Regions from separate parts of the Homo sapiens genome. Here region 1 is linked to region 2. A link is an interaction called in ENCODE POLR2A ChIA-PET data of the cell type or tissue named here. Cell type or tissue: MCF 10A. All regions are shown on one strand. Links, peaks and the distances in the headings refer to the core of each region. The heading gives the core; the rest is flanking DNA.

What was found. Peaks named below come from ENCODE experiments on the same cell type or tissue, not always from the same donor. Only the 100,000 strongest peaks of a DNase experiment are listed, where the experiment ranks them.
Region 1: POLR2A ChIA-PET joins it to region 2 with 14 read pairs; 2 of 35 experiments call an interaction of 5 or more read pairs at or near these places.

What each region holds. Positions count from the first base shown.
Region 1 is chr2:66,786,114-66,793,826 of GRCh38, reverse strand. No RefSeq gene overlaps it. Among named protein-coding and RNA genes, the nearest start is that of LINC01797, 87 kb to the right of the region's middle. In MCF 10A, for the core only: no CTCF peak of the experiment used is centred there; a DNase peak (open chromatin) is centred at 3,916.
Region 2 is chr2:66,836,205-66,843,917 of GRCh38, reverse strand. No RefSeq gene overlaps it. Among named protein-coding and RNA genes, the nearest start is that of LINC01799, 64 kb to the left of the region's middle. In MCF 10A, for the core only: no CTCF peak of the experiment used is centred there; DNase peaks (open chromatin) are centred at 3,107 and 3,747.

The DNA.
Region 1 (7,713 bases), core at 892-5,891, 49 kb after region 2:
ATGTCCTTTGTTAGAAATTAATGTGTGTAATAAAGTTTTACATTTTTCATATGTTTTGAAGTATATGAGCTATATTTCTTTTGACTGCATAATTACTTTTTGTATACAAGAAAAATGAGGTGCTTAGCCCTAAGTAAATAACCTAAAAACAAACCAAGAATAATAGTTACATTCTTTTCATCTTCTAGGCTACATACAATAAATATTACTAGAAACTTTTTAAGTTACATTATTGTGACTTAAGAAAAAAAACTATATTGAATCAGAACTAAGTTCAGACAAAAATGTGTTCCACCCTCATATGGATATTTTGTTGTATGTTTGTTGATAGTATAGACTAATTACAGCTACTAGATTTTTTCCTAGGTTGTATTAATTTCCAAAGTGTTTTCTTTTTTGACTCTGAAGGTATCTTCTACTCATAATAAACCTTTGGGGAAAATAACACAATGGATTAAAGGCATTTTAAGTCATTTCTCTTTCTGGAGAGGTGCTTTAATAACTCCTAAGTTCTTGCTGAGGAGAATGTATTCAACAAGATTGTATGTTGCATTGATTACAATCCCTTTTCTTTGGATAAACTGTATCTTTAAGGCTAAAGCATTTGACTGCTTCTAAACAATGGGACTACCTTTTTTAAGCAAAGGGAACAAGTTCTGTCATTCACATCTCAAAGAACCAATTTGGATCTTTAAAAATATTTATGTGGAGGCTGTAAAATCTCAAATTGGTGTGCGAGGAGACAGTGGTGCAAATGCTAACAGACTTATTAAAAGATCCCTAACCCTTTTTAGTAGCTGGCTCCACAATAATTATCAGCTGGTCTGTTTTCTTTTCCTTCTCCAGTAATACTTATTATGACCTTGATTTTTTTTAAAAAAGTATTAAATTTGGTGAAGAAGCTCTAAGTGTTGCCAAGCTTGAATAAACCAGGAAAATACTGATATTTTAAGTTGCTCATAAAGGACTCTATATAAATAACACAGCAATGTCATATATTTTCCTACATCTTGAGTAATAGTGACTGCAAATCAAATTTTGTCTAAAAATGCTTAGGAAAATAAAACAATTTTTATATCTCTTTGATTCCTAGATCAAAATCTGAGTATAGGAATGTTTGTGTGTGTGTGTGTGTGTGTGTGTGTGTGCATAGAACAAAATAGTAGATGCCATACATCCACATATTACCGATCATTACCTCTGTAAATTCGAATTCTCTTTGATTTTATTCTCCTCTATTGAGGAGAATAAAAATCAAAACCTGTGATTTGATTTTTTCTGCAACAAATGATTATGATTGCATAATATGGAAAGTTATTAACTTTTCGAAGATTTTTATAACTAGTAAAATTTGAGAAATGAGCTAAAGGGGGTTTTTACACCTCTGTGAAATAAAAAATACTATCTTTCACTGAGAAACTGTATCTGCTTGGAGGACAGTGGAAACAGATGGGTTGATCTCCTAAGATCAATAAAGTAAACATAAAAACTCAGTAGTGGCCCTTGCCAGACAGCAATCTGCCTGAGAATAGTTGGAAAAGAGAGAACCAATATAAGTAATCAGAAAGGATTGATCTGAATAAATGAAAACCATATTGACAGAAAAGAGGCTGTTGTGAGGAATGATGGAGGGGATATTTTATTAGCTCACGAGACTTGTTTATTTGTTCATTTATTTGTTTGTTTAAAGAATTTGCCTGTAAAGATTTATAGTACAATACCAGCAGCAAACATTGGGAGGAGTGGAGAAACTAAAAAGAGATGGTTTCAAGTTTTCAAGCACTGTGAGTTTCCAGAAGGATCATTCTCTGCACTCACTGACAAAAAGCCTTAAAATTAACCATCACTCCTAGAGCGTGTAATCCTATGACTGTCCCTTGAATATAATAACCTCAGAGAGAGAGAGAGATGGAGAATTATAGAGATTGACTCAGTTTCTTGCATTTGTTAGTCAGTATCTACCATTGACACAGAAATTCTTCATCATTCTGGTGGGTTATAGATGGTCAATAGGCCACGCTTTGTTCCATGTACCTTTGCTAAGATACATTACTGGGAATAGGGAGCTTGGATCTTGGACTTTCAATCTTGCTAGAAGGTGTCACATAACTCTCCTGTCCACATCTCACGTGCTCATTTTTAGATATTGGTATAAAAGTCCTCAGTGGATTCCCATTACCACTAGAATAAATCCCAAGCTCCCCACCTAGCCTCTGTCTTCAAAGCCCTCACCACTCCCCAACACAAACCTCTCTGCCTGCAGACCAACTTCCCTCTGCATTCAGTGTCACCTTCTCAAGAACCATAAGTACCTGACATGCATTTCTAGCTTTTCGATTTTGCTCATCTTGCTGGAGGTACTTTTTCTAGATTCATCTGCTCCCTACCTTTAAAGATTCCATGGAAGTCCTACAAAATCCCATAGCACACTGAACATTTTCTTCCCAAAACCTTCATAGCCTAGTGCCTAAACTCCATCTATGAACTTTACTATGTCCAGGCTTTTAGTGCAGACTTCTTACCTCTCTTCCTAGATCTGGATCTGGTCTCTTGGGAGATGAGCATTGCCAGGACAGAGAGAGGGCAGAGAGTGTGGATGGTCTACAAGGACACATAATGTGAATTACTTGGGGGTTTTCCTGCTTCCCTCTCATCCTCATATCCTGCAACCATGTAAGGGAATCAGAACATTGTTCCAGAACTGTGACCTAAGTGTTGACATCTGGCTGACCTGTCTTTCCAGCCTGCAGCTCTGCAAGCCTGGAGCATTTCAAGAAAATTAAGCTCAAGCTCTCTGCAAATGTGCTCTCTGTTTCCTCTTTCCTTTTCTCACCTCCTGTTCCCACCCGCATGTCCCTTTACCCTATTCCAATTGAGATTGGAACCAGTTTACACAGAGGATTTTTCTTATGTCTTAAAGCAATTCAAAAGCAAATAAAATAAACACTGTCATTCTCCCTCATAATAAATACATTCTTCTTATTTCTTTTAGTAAGAAAAAACAAGTTTCACACTTTAGATTTGTTTAGCTGGATAGAATCCAAAGACAGAGCTCTAAGTCAGAGGACAGAGTTTAAATGATGACTTGTCTGTTTATAGATGAGTAATTGGACTTGCTGCACTGGAGCTGTGGGATGGTGACTTGCAGGTCTGATATTTATTTACATAATTCACTGAATGTAACAGATTTTGAAATATAGCTTATAAATATTTAGAAAATATTGTTTCTAAGTACCTGCAGCATCTTTACAGTGTATCAGGCTATTTATTTTGAAACGCTATCTCTTTTTATTGAGAGGTAAGGTAGATAGCTGAGCAGAGATGCATGCAGAGTAGAATATAATTAATATTGTGGGGGAGAAGGAAAACGAAATGGCTATTAGATGGCGAACAATCAGTCCTCCCTCACAGAAAAGGCCTTTTTATGCAGATGAGGATGTTGCTCCTAGATATGCATTTGAGCTTTCTACATTTAGTTGCCTTGATTTTATCATGTTTTAGTAGAAAAGGAATCTGTACAGGATCAGGAGGTCCTTCAGGGCAAAACAATAAAGGCTTGGTGATAGATTTCAAAAGTGGCCACAAACTCTCCCATTGCCCAGATTCATTTTCTTAAAATCAGACTTTGCTGCTCCATCCTTTTAAAGGTGAAATCTATTTCTCTATCACTTGAATCTAGGCTGCCATTATGGCATGCTCCAGCCAATAGATTGCATCAGAAGTTCATTGTACCTGTTTCGAACATATGCCTCAAAAAGCTTTCCACTTTCTGCTCTAACTCTGAAATACTGAGCATGTGCAATGTGGAGCTTGGTCTGGCTTGCTACATGATGAGAGACACATGGCTTAGTCAGCCCCATCACCACAGGTGACAGTCAGCCAACTCTGGAAGCAGAGCCACCTAGCTGACTCAAACCTGACGACAGACGCATGAGTGAGCCTAGCCAAGGTGAAAAGAACCACCCAGCTTAAATCCCAGCCAAAACTGCAGACCTACAGAGTCATAAGCTGAGTAAATATTGTTGCTTTGAGCCACTAAGTTTCGGGCAGTCATTTCAGCGGCAAAAGCTTAACTGGCACAGGTTTACAATGGCTCTGGGCATGCAACCACCCAGAATAGCACTTATGGGTCATAACCAATGTCCATTGCCTCCATTGTGGCCATTAAGTAATCTTGCATCTATGTGAAACAAGCAAGTCATTTATTTAACCAAAGTCTATTGGGCATCTAGTCTAATTCAGGTACTGTTTGTTCAAGGTTGCTGGGGACACAGATCAAGTTTCTGCCCTCCTTGAGCTTATATTCTAGTGATGAATAAAGACAATAACAAACGAGCAAGTGAATATATAATATAATGCAAGCTAGCAAAAGTGCTATAAAAATAAAAATAAAGCTAGTAAGGTGAGTAGAGAGTAATGGGGGAGGCTATATTTGATAGGGTAGTTGTAGAAGCCTTGCCAAAAAAAAAGATATGAGCAGAAAATAAAGTGCAGAAATGAGCCATATAGAAATCTAGACAAAGAATACTTACTGTTTCCTGGGGCATTTTAAATTAAAATTATACTCAAATGACTCCCTCAGTCCAGGATTCCCTTTGTACCTCTTTAAAAAGGTATCATAATCTGGTCTAGTACTCATACCTATGTCATGATCAAATTTCATATTTTAAATTTAGTGATGAGGTCGCATGCTGGGGGGTTAAAACATTTTCTAATGTTGATTTGTTAATGGTAGGCAAAATCATATTTCCATAATTATATAAATGTATTCCTCTCATGAAACATAAGTTATTTCTCCAGTAATCTTTCATTCAGTTTTTAAAAATATATGTAATTAACTCTCTTATCCTTAGCAAACTAACACAGGAACAGAAAATCAAATACCGCATACTGTCACTTAGAAATGGGAGCTAAGTGATGAGAACACATGGACACATAGAAGGGAACAACACACACTGGGACCTTTTGGAGGGTGGAGTTTGCGGGGAGGGAGAGGATCAGGAAAAATAACTCATGGGTCCTAGGCTTAATGCCTGAGTGATGAAATAATCTGTACAACAAATCCCCATTACATAAGCTTACCTATGTAACAAACCCGCACTTGTATCCCTGAACTTAAAAGTTTAAAAATATATAAAATAAATTTTTAAAAAACTGTCTTCCTTTAACTCCTCAGAACTACCTCTAAGGTAAGGCAGGGGTTTTTGTGGTGGCTGTTGATGTTTTTGTTTTTTTGCTTATTTTAATAAAAGTATTATGTAAGTGAGATGTTGTATAATGATGTATGTTTGCACCCATATGTTTATTGCAACACTATTTACAATAGCAAAGACTTGGAACCAATCCAAATGCCCATCAATGATAGACTGGATAAAAAAAACTGTGGCACATATACACCAAGCAATACTATGCAACCATAAAAAAGAATGAGTTCATGTCCTTTGCAGGGACATAGATGAAGCTAGAAGCCACCGCATGTTCTCATTCATGAGTGGGAGTTGAAAAATGAGAACACATGGAAACAGGGAGGGGAACATCACACACTGCGGCCTGTCGGGGGTGGTAGGGTAAGGGGAGGGAGAGCATTAGGACAAATACGTAACGCATGCAGGGCTTAAAACCTAGATGATGGGTTGATAGGTGCAGCAAACCACCATGGCACCTGTATACCTATGTAACAAACCTGCACATTCTCCACATGTATCCCAGAACTCAAACTAAAATAAATTTTTAAAAAGATGTATGTTGTCCATGGTGAGGAATAAATCAAGCAAGACATAGAGATAAAACTTTACAGCTCTTGTTCTGTGTTCGATTATTAAACAGCAATATTGAACCATTTATTTGCAGAATTCTAAAGACATCTAGCAAAAAAAAAAGCAAGTATGTTAACTTTCAATAGGGATGAATACACCCATTTAAAAATTGATACAAATCACCCTCCACAAGGGAACTAAATCTGAACAGGAATTCACAGAATGGTTTAATAGAAGGTGAGGTTTAGGCATACAGCAATGTGGCAAAGACTGCTGACAGTTCACTAAAACCAATTTTTTTTTTTAATTTTCTGGGCATTGAGCTAGACTCTATTTTCCAGCCTACCTTTCATTTATGTGTGGTCATGTGACTAGGTTCTAGCTAATAGAATGTGAGCAAAAGTGTTCCGTGCCATAGCAAGCTGTGGTCCATAAAATGACGACAAGAAATCATCTGTTCTCCTTCCTTTCATTTGGCCAAATATTGGTACTACAAGTAACCCTGTAAGTCTGTATTAAAAATAGCACAACCTCCATCAGTCTGGGTCCTTGAAAAGCTGCAGGGAGCAAAGCTTCTGTTTGCCCATAAAATTAGAAAATAATACACTTGTTTTGTAAGCTGTTCTATTTGGCAGGGGGTAGAGGATGGAGGGCTATTGTTTCTGCAGCCTAGCATGTCTTAATCCATGCAGTATCTACCATTCTGCCATGCCATCCACACCAGAAAAACAAACGTACAAAATTCTTCAGTGGTAATATTAAGGCAGGCAGCTGATGAATGAAAACAACTGCAAAAGAAATAACAACAATGAGTTTTATCAACACATACATCTTAAAAGATCTTGTTTGTAAATAGGGATTATGTCTTCTTTATTTTTGAATCCTGACAGGTGTAAAAGGTGTTGACTGCATAGTAGACTCTCAGAAAGTATTGAACAAATAAGTGAGTGAATGAATGAGGTAGAGTGTCAGAAGACTTGGCAATGTCAGGAGACAGAGAGTTTAGCAAATGTTTCACTCTGACATGGCTATGTGAATTTAGATACGTTTCTCTCTCTGAGCATTAGCTTCTTTCTTGTGAAATTATGTGGTTGGTCTAAATCTCTCCAAGCTGGGACATTCTGAGCCCTGTTTCTGAAGGTAACTGGTCTTTCCAATAAATACATGAGCAGGACACAGAAGGTCTGAGACTTCCACACTATGAGAATAGAGTCGTACAGGCCTACAAGCAATGTCTCTTAGGATTCAAGCCACAGTGTAAGCTGCCTCTTCTGCTTCTGGGGTGTTCAAGCTTAAGTACCTTCAAAAAATCATGAAAAGGACTATTAAATCTAGAAGAGGCCCTAAAGAGTATGTGGTCTGAATTCCTTCCCATCACAGATGAAGAAAATTGAGCCTCGAAGGTTAAGCCACACAGCCACTCCTCTTAGCCAAGGTTAGAACTTAGATTTTCTAACTTGCAATCCAGGTTCTCAGTTAGTCATACCACACATTTGCCTATGCTTAGCCTGATCCAGGCTTAAAATTATGTATATCCAGCCCTTGTAATGAGAATCTGCTGTATTTTGTTGGTTCATTTTGTTGGTTTAAAAGATTATTTTGTGTTATCAAGATCTTATGTATTTTTTTCTTTATCAACTCCACTGTAGTCCTCTAAATCAACTCCACTTGTTTTCTCCTGTAATATGCATATTAAGTATGTGTTCCATAATACACTAATCTGGAAGCTTTTCTCTACCACACTTCATCAGGTTGGTACTAGCCACCCAGCTTCCAAATCCCAGGACACAAATTTGCTACAAATTCTGGTATAGTGTGACTTTAGACAGAAAAGCAAAAATATCTGAAAGAAAAACCAATGTGAGAGATAATAGTTATTGAGAATGTCATGTCTAAGAGGAATGATATCACGAAGACAGAGTGAAGGATGCTGAACAAACAGAAAACACACTGATGG
Region 2 (7,713 bases), core at 1,486-6,485:
GCATGCTTCCTTTCATCATCTGAGCTGAAAAATTGGCTTCTGCTCTTGGTTTATGAAAACATTTTTCTTTTTCCTTTCTTCCCAGGTTTGCAAACTGCTTAATAAATTAGTTACTGTGAGATGCTCAGGGGCCACAATAACCTTAGAGGCTTTTCCCAAATGCATCCTTAATATTTTATAAGTATTTAAATAGATTTACTCAATTTGAGCTGCCTGATTTATTAAAGCTGGCATTCTGGCATGAAAAGGAGGTTCTATGCAGATTAAAGCTGATCAAAAGAAAGAAGCGTTTCCAATTCATATGAAGTTTTTTAGGAATTAGAGCAAAACTTTTGGGTAAAGCTAATTGACCAAACAGGGTAAAAAAAAAAAAATCTGATATCATAGAAGCTTGAAATGGGAGCATCAAGTCTGTGGTCACACAGATATCTGAAAAACTCACTTGTTCATTCATTCATTCATTCAGTGAGTCAATATTATAGAGACTGTTGGGAATTGTGCTAGCTACTGGTGCCTTTCTGTCATTCTGTTAGACCCAGCCTAAAAAGATAATAAGACCAAAATTTACGTGCCTAGTTAGCTCTCAACCCAAGGAAGACAACAACAAAAGTCAGATAATCTTATCAAAGTTCTCATTCTGAATTGCAAATAAAAGAGTAACCCCCAGTCTAACAGGAAGGTGCAAGAATTTTGGTTCTAAAAGTTTGTTCTTATCTCCAGGGAAAGTGACTGGGTCCACAAACAGTTCCAAGGAGGTGACTCCTGTATCAGCAGTTCTGGAGAGGCTAACCAGACCAGTCATGCCTCGGGGATCCATGAGACTCTATGCTGGGACTACAGCTTCTAAAGACCACCCTGAGCTACTAACCATTCGGGCAGAACTTCAAAAAGTCAGATTCCAGATTCCAGTGGCATCAGACTCTCAGAAAGAATCCCTTGCCATGTGCCCAAGCAGTCCGTGAGAAGCTAAATTCTATTCTACTGGATAAAAAAAGTGAACTTGGAGATTTAGATCAGGTCATGAAAGCGTCAGAGAAAGTACTTGGAATTAAAGAGAACATAAATCACCTCCTCAAAATATATTTTTTCTTATTTACTGGATTTCTACATGCATAATATTTGTCAAGTATTAAATCTAAATAGTCAGACATCCAATCCTAAAGAGGATGAAATATGTTCGAAAGTACACAATAATCAATGTCAGGCGACATAATAGATAATGCCCCAGTGATACTTTATAGAGTATATGAACAATTAAGGTAATTATCAATACTAACTATTTCATAGAAATGTGCTACCAAAAACAAAATTATACTAGGGTCTAAGTGATAAGAAAGCCGCAGCCATAATGGGAGTCTTTCTAAGGCCTTACCTTTTCTTTTCTTCACTACTAACTGTTTGACTAAGAGAGCTGAAAATTATACCATTTGTGTTAGAATCAAATGCAAATGGAATAATTGTCCCTTTTCTAATCAAAACACATTTGTGGATTGAAATACCACATGGGGCAATTTTCAGTTAATCATGGATGTTAATAAATATGACTCTAAGCTCATAAACAAACATTCCTTTGGCTAATATAGGAAATTATTGTTAAGCTTGATCAGACATGTAACAAAAACTGAACTTTGCAGAAAGTCAGCAAATTAACCATCTGAAAATAGAGATGAGCATCAACAGTAATAAAAGATTAGATTTAGCTAAAATGCTTAGACAAATCAGGCATTAGCATTAGGAAATATTTAAAGCTAGCTTTGCTGAAAATGGAGAATATTAAGTATTATGAGAGCATTAGCTTCTCTAATGAGAAAAAACTAGATGCTTGGCGATTAGAGATTTTAAAAACTAGAAAATCAGGTTTATCAAAATCAAAATTACCCAGAGCCTAAATTATATCAGAGCCTCTAACAATGAATGGTGTTTTCAAGTGATATAGAAATATTTGGTACTCATTCTATTTCCATTACTGAGCTTGTAAACAAATTTGAGATTCCCTCCTTTAGCCTTGCCTAAATATAAACTATATATTTATTTTGGTGACAAAATACCTGAATAGCTATAAAAGTATTACAATCATCTACAAGACCAGGGCTAGATCAGGCCTGCAGAGGCGCTAAGCACAGAAACGCTTAAGGCCCCACCTTTCCCTCCTGCTGTGCATTTAAAATAAAAACACCAGTCTTAAATCACAAAACTAATATGTGTGCTACAACTAAAACATCTTCTCTCAGATTTACTCATTTTGGAATTCTAATATGTTTCTCAAAGGTGAGCGTTTCTCTTTCACATGAGTGAGTGGGCTCGCTTCCATGTGCTTTCCGGGTACCCTAAGTGAAGTCCGCTCTTCGGCGACTCCGCACTTTGAAAAAAAAAGCCTTGAAATGAAAGCAGTATAAGTTAATATCATCATCCAGGCTTTAAGAAGAAGAATATTTTGTCGGTTTTTGTTTTGTTTGATTCTTTGCTTTGTTTTTTAGTCTGTAGGTCAATCCGTAAATATCTACATCCCAATGCAACCTCATGAAGTACAAGTGTGAGATCGTACTGTAATTTAAGCATCTAGGAAACCCAAGCTTTCATCTGAAAAATTGCAATAACAAATGCAAAGATCCAGCACTTCCTTTGGATTGTTTAGTTAATTGTCATTCTTCCCCACTTCTACTGAAAATATACACCTAAGTCTAGAAAAGAAGAAATTTTGAGTAACAAGGCAGTGTGTTCAGACTCAGGGGGCCACTTTTCATTACGTACGGGACTTTTTTATGATCTACTTTCTACTTTTCTAAAGCTCCATTCAATCAATAAACATGGCTAGTGAGAGTAATAATTGTTTCTATTTATGCGACACTAAGTACTCATCAGTCTCTTATTTATGTTGTCTTAACTTCTTAAACTCTTCCAACTATTCTGTACAGTAGGTACTATTTTTAATCCTCATTTTCTAAGTGAGAAAACTGAAGTTTAGAGAGCGTAAGAAACTTATCCTGGTTAATGGTATAGCTGGGATTTGAACCTAGAAAGACTTCAGAACTGCTGACAAGGATTAGCGAAAGCAAACGTACTTTGAGTGTTCTGAATTACTTACTTTAAAATATTCTGTGTAAGCCAAGATTGCGAAATGTCCCTATTCTAGATTGTGTAAGAAAAAATAACTACTCCTATTAAAGAATAGAATTTCTCCTTCTAGCTTTAAGTTCATAGCTTGTTGTTTCATTTTCTCCATTATCAAGGAAATAGAGTAAAAAAAGTACTTATTGTGCAGCATGCGGGTCCTTGTTTGAATCTACTTGCCCTTCTTCCTTACTGAAAACCAGACTAAACATTTCTGAATGTCTGCATTTAAAAATTTCCAACAGTAATGAATCGACTGTACTTGGGTTGCTCTAGCCGGATCCCCTCACTGTTAGCAGGTCTAACCTTCTACTGATATAATTGCATCACCACACTCATGGCCTTTCTGGTCCTTTCCTTGGATTTTCCAATATAATTAAAGTCCATGTAAAGCACTGGCTGTTCTTAAAATTGTTGTTGGAAGACTGGCAAGAAGGCAACGAACTCTCAAGGCATCATATCTTAAAGGAACCTATAAATGAAATAGGTCAAGGATGAGGCACGTAAGTGGCTGGGAAAAAAAAAAATCTCCGTTTAGTTTATACAACTTCAGCTTCCCTGTCTGTCCAGATTCCATATAAGGAATAGCAACTTTTTGAGCCAGCAGGCCTGGACATATTTCTTGGCCTTATAACTCACAGTTCTAGACATTCCAAGGTAGAGGGTCATTCAAACTGAGTTGTAATTTCTTGTGTATATTTATTTCCAAAGTATCTAATGCATAGTTTCCCAGTGAAATCATAGATGAAGGCTAGGGGAATGCTAACTGGGTTGTTTTTCAAGCGTGCCTACAAGAGGCAGTCTAAAAGAACTGCTCTGAGCTTATCAAGCAGAAGTGCCAGATGAGAGCTGGACCACCATAGCAGGAGCTCTCACACCACTTTGCAGTTCACCTGAACTCCAGCTTTGTCTGGGAGATGATATAAGAAGAGAAGAAGGAGAAAAGACATTCATGAGATTTAAGGAATAAATTCCCCTATTGTCACTAGTAGAGTGACATGCATAACACACTAACCAGGTTGATAGGGTAGTGTGATAGAGTCCAACAAGAATGTGCTGGGAGGTCAACCATCGGTATTTAGGTGTCTCTTCCAAATCCCAACCACTTATCAGCAGAGCAGTCCTGAGCACACAAATGGCAACTTAGTGCTTGGATTGCCTTGTGTGTGAAAACAAGTGGGACAGAGGAAGATGGCAGCACATTCTCTTTGCATCTGACAGTCACCAAAAATTAGAAGTCAAATTTTTCATATTTGAGTTTTTTTTTGTACTTGCAAAGTGAACAAATAGTATATTTAGTTTTACATCTTTAGGTGAAAATTAGGAAGGCAGGACAGATAATAAAATGAGCACAGTTTTTAAAAAGATCTAGAGTTGATCGTTATTAACTTTAAGATAATGAGAATAGTTTAATCAAAAGCATTTCTTAAACTTTCTTATAAATACTGAATTATCTGAGAAAAAGTTAAGTTACCCTCTAGTCATTCAACAAATATTTTTTGTTGTCTGTTAGTTCATTCATTCAGGCTTTACTGAACAGATGCACTTCTTGGTACTTGCAATATATCCATGAATAAAAGAGATGGATCCAGGCCCTCCTGGATTACATTCTCCTGGGGCTGGGGGGAGGCTCAATAAACAATAAAGATAATAAATGAGAAAGTTCTTCTACAAGCTAAAACATGTTATGTGCTAGGGAAGAAAGAGAAAATTTAGTAGGCTAAGGGAGTCAAGAGTTAGGAAGCTGGAGTTGGGGACTAAGGTAGCTTGTCTTCTTAAATAAAGCGATGAGGGGCCAGGCAGGATGGCTCATGCCTATAATCTCATCATTTTGGGAGGCTGAAGCTGGCAGCTTCCTCGAGCTCAGGAGTTCAATACCAGCCTGGGCAACATAGTGAAACCCCTTCTCTACAAAAAATACAAAAATTAGTCAGGCGTGGTAATGTGCTCCTGTGGTCCCGGTTACTCAGGAGGCTGAGGTGGGAGGATCACTTGAACCCAAGAGGTTGAGGTTGTAGTGAGTTGAGATCATACCACTGCACTCCAGCCTGAGCAACAGAGAAAGACCCTATATCAAAAAATAAAATAAAAAGTGGTGACAGTAGACCTCATTGAGAAGATGACTGACATTTCAGCTAAGATTTCTAGGAGTGAAGATGTGAGCTATGCAGATATCTGGAGAGGAGCAGTATGTGTTCAAAGAAAGGCAGATACCTCTAAGAACTGAGGCTCATTGCCCCAAGGAACATGAGAGGTCATCATAGGAATTTTCCCAGAGGAGAGTCACAACCTGTTTCTAAATTCACAAGTTGTACTAAAATCCATAAAGATTTTCTTTATGTTTATTAATGTATTTATTGTACTGCTTAGTGAACTCCCAGATAATTGGGAGTACATATATGTACTCAATATTATAGCTATGTACACATATGTACCCAATATTATAGCTACAATATATTCATATTATAGCTGTGCATTAAATATATCAATTTAACTTTACAGTTAAAATAAGTATGTATGTAAGTACAGTCTCCTATTCTAACTAATGCTCCCAAACCACCATCAGGCACTGAGTGTTGGTGTTCTAGTTGGGAGAATGGAAAAGTGTTATTCTATATAAATGTATTCACCCATTAACCATGAAGCGTAACTCAAGCATTTGTAGAATTTAATTCTACTGGCATTTATTCAGTGCTCACTTCTGTGCCAGAATATATGTTAGGCAAAATTGGGAATGAGGAGGCCCCAGTGGGGAGGAGTACAAAGCACAGAGTTTGGTCACTTAATCTTGACCAAATTCACCTTCTCATTTTCAAAATAAAAAGAGAATATCTTCTATTGCTCAAAGTTTTGGTGGGGATTAAATCAGGAAAGGCATCATCTACCTACAATAGTGTTGGTCACATATTTTGTATTCACATAACAAATACTGCTTATCTCTCCCCTGAATTAAATAAAGATGTTATTATTTTTAAATTAACTAAGATGAAGCCAAGGGGGAATATCAAGTTTGCTCCTGGAGAAGTTTCCCATCAGTGTACAATCAGCAGAAGATAATTTTTTTAAAATAGGATTTTAAAATCCCATTTTGCGGATATAAAGAGTACGTATACATAATGGAGTACTATTCAGTCATTAAAAAAAACTGAGATTCTGTCATTCGCAACAACATGGATGGAAATGGAGGTCATTATGATAAGTGAAATAAGCCAGGTATGGAGAGACAAACTTACATGTTCTCACTTATTTGTGGGAACTAAAATTTAAAACAATTGAACTCATGAAGACAGAGTAGAATGATGGTTACCAGAGACACGGAAGGTTAGTTGGGGGTCAGGGAATGCAGGGAAGTGGGGATGGTTAATGGGTACAAAAATATAGTTAGAAAGAGTGAATAAGACCTAGTGTTCAGTAGCACAATAAGGCAACTGTAGTTAACAATAATTTGTTGTGAATTTCAAAATAAAAGAATGAAACTGGAACATTCATAGCACAAAGAAAGAATAAATGCTTGAGGTGATGGATACCTCATTTACCCTGATGTGACTATTACTCATTGTGAACATCTCATTTACCTCATAAATATATACATCTACTATGTACCCCCAAATTAAAAATTTAAAAAACACAACAACAACAACAAAATAACCTGGCATTTGAAAGCTTGGTTTCAGCCACTTCATTTTTGCTGTTACATTGATAAAATTACGTAACCCACTGAAGGTTAGATACCAGTGCCTGGCATGTATGAAAAAATGCTTAGAAATGACAATTGCTATTGCTCATTGACTGCTTTGTGCCAGGAACTGCTCTAAGAACTTTATATTGTATGAACTCATTTAATAACCAAAGTCACTACAAGGGAGGACCTACTATCACCCCATTTTACAGATAAAATACTGAGACACAAAACAGTTAAGTGATTTGCCCACAATCACAATGCAGTAGTTCTAGAACCTATACTCTTAATTATTTAGTTAATAAATTACTTAATTACTTCTTTACCTTCTCTCATTCCTCTCCTTTTTCTCTTTCTTCTCCTTCCCTTCCTGTCCCTCTTCTTCCCCCATTTCTCCATCTTTTCCCTCTTATTTCCTTCCCTCTTCTCTTCTTTTTTCTTTTGGTGAAAGTTGAAATAGGGGCTGGGGTATGGTAAGTCTGGGACTGGGACGTATGGTCTGAGACGACCACTTGCAAAGTCATGAATTAAGAAAATTTTCCCTTTGACTATCTCACTCTCTTCCTCAGTTTCCGATGCTCTCATGCGTCCCCTCCCAGCATCTCCTACATTTCCTATTGGCAGGGACTTGCTTTCATCTCTGCAAACTGTTAATTATATCCATCTGAGATACTCTCAAAAGCCAAGGCATTAAACATCTGGGATTTGAGATGGAGAACAATCTAGCACAAACTGAGGTAGAGATATATTTAGGTGCAGAGGATTCTCAAAGTTCTATCACAGAAAGCAGCTACTGCCACCTTCTAGTAAGGTCAACCCAGAACAGGAGGAGCGATAAAAGGGACAGCACAACAGTTGCTCTGGACCCCTGAACACTGGGCCCCTGGCCACTCAGAGACCTAGCCTTGAAATTTAGGGTTGGG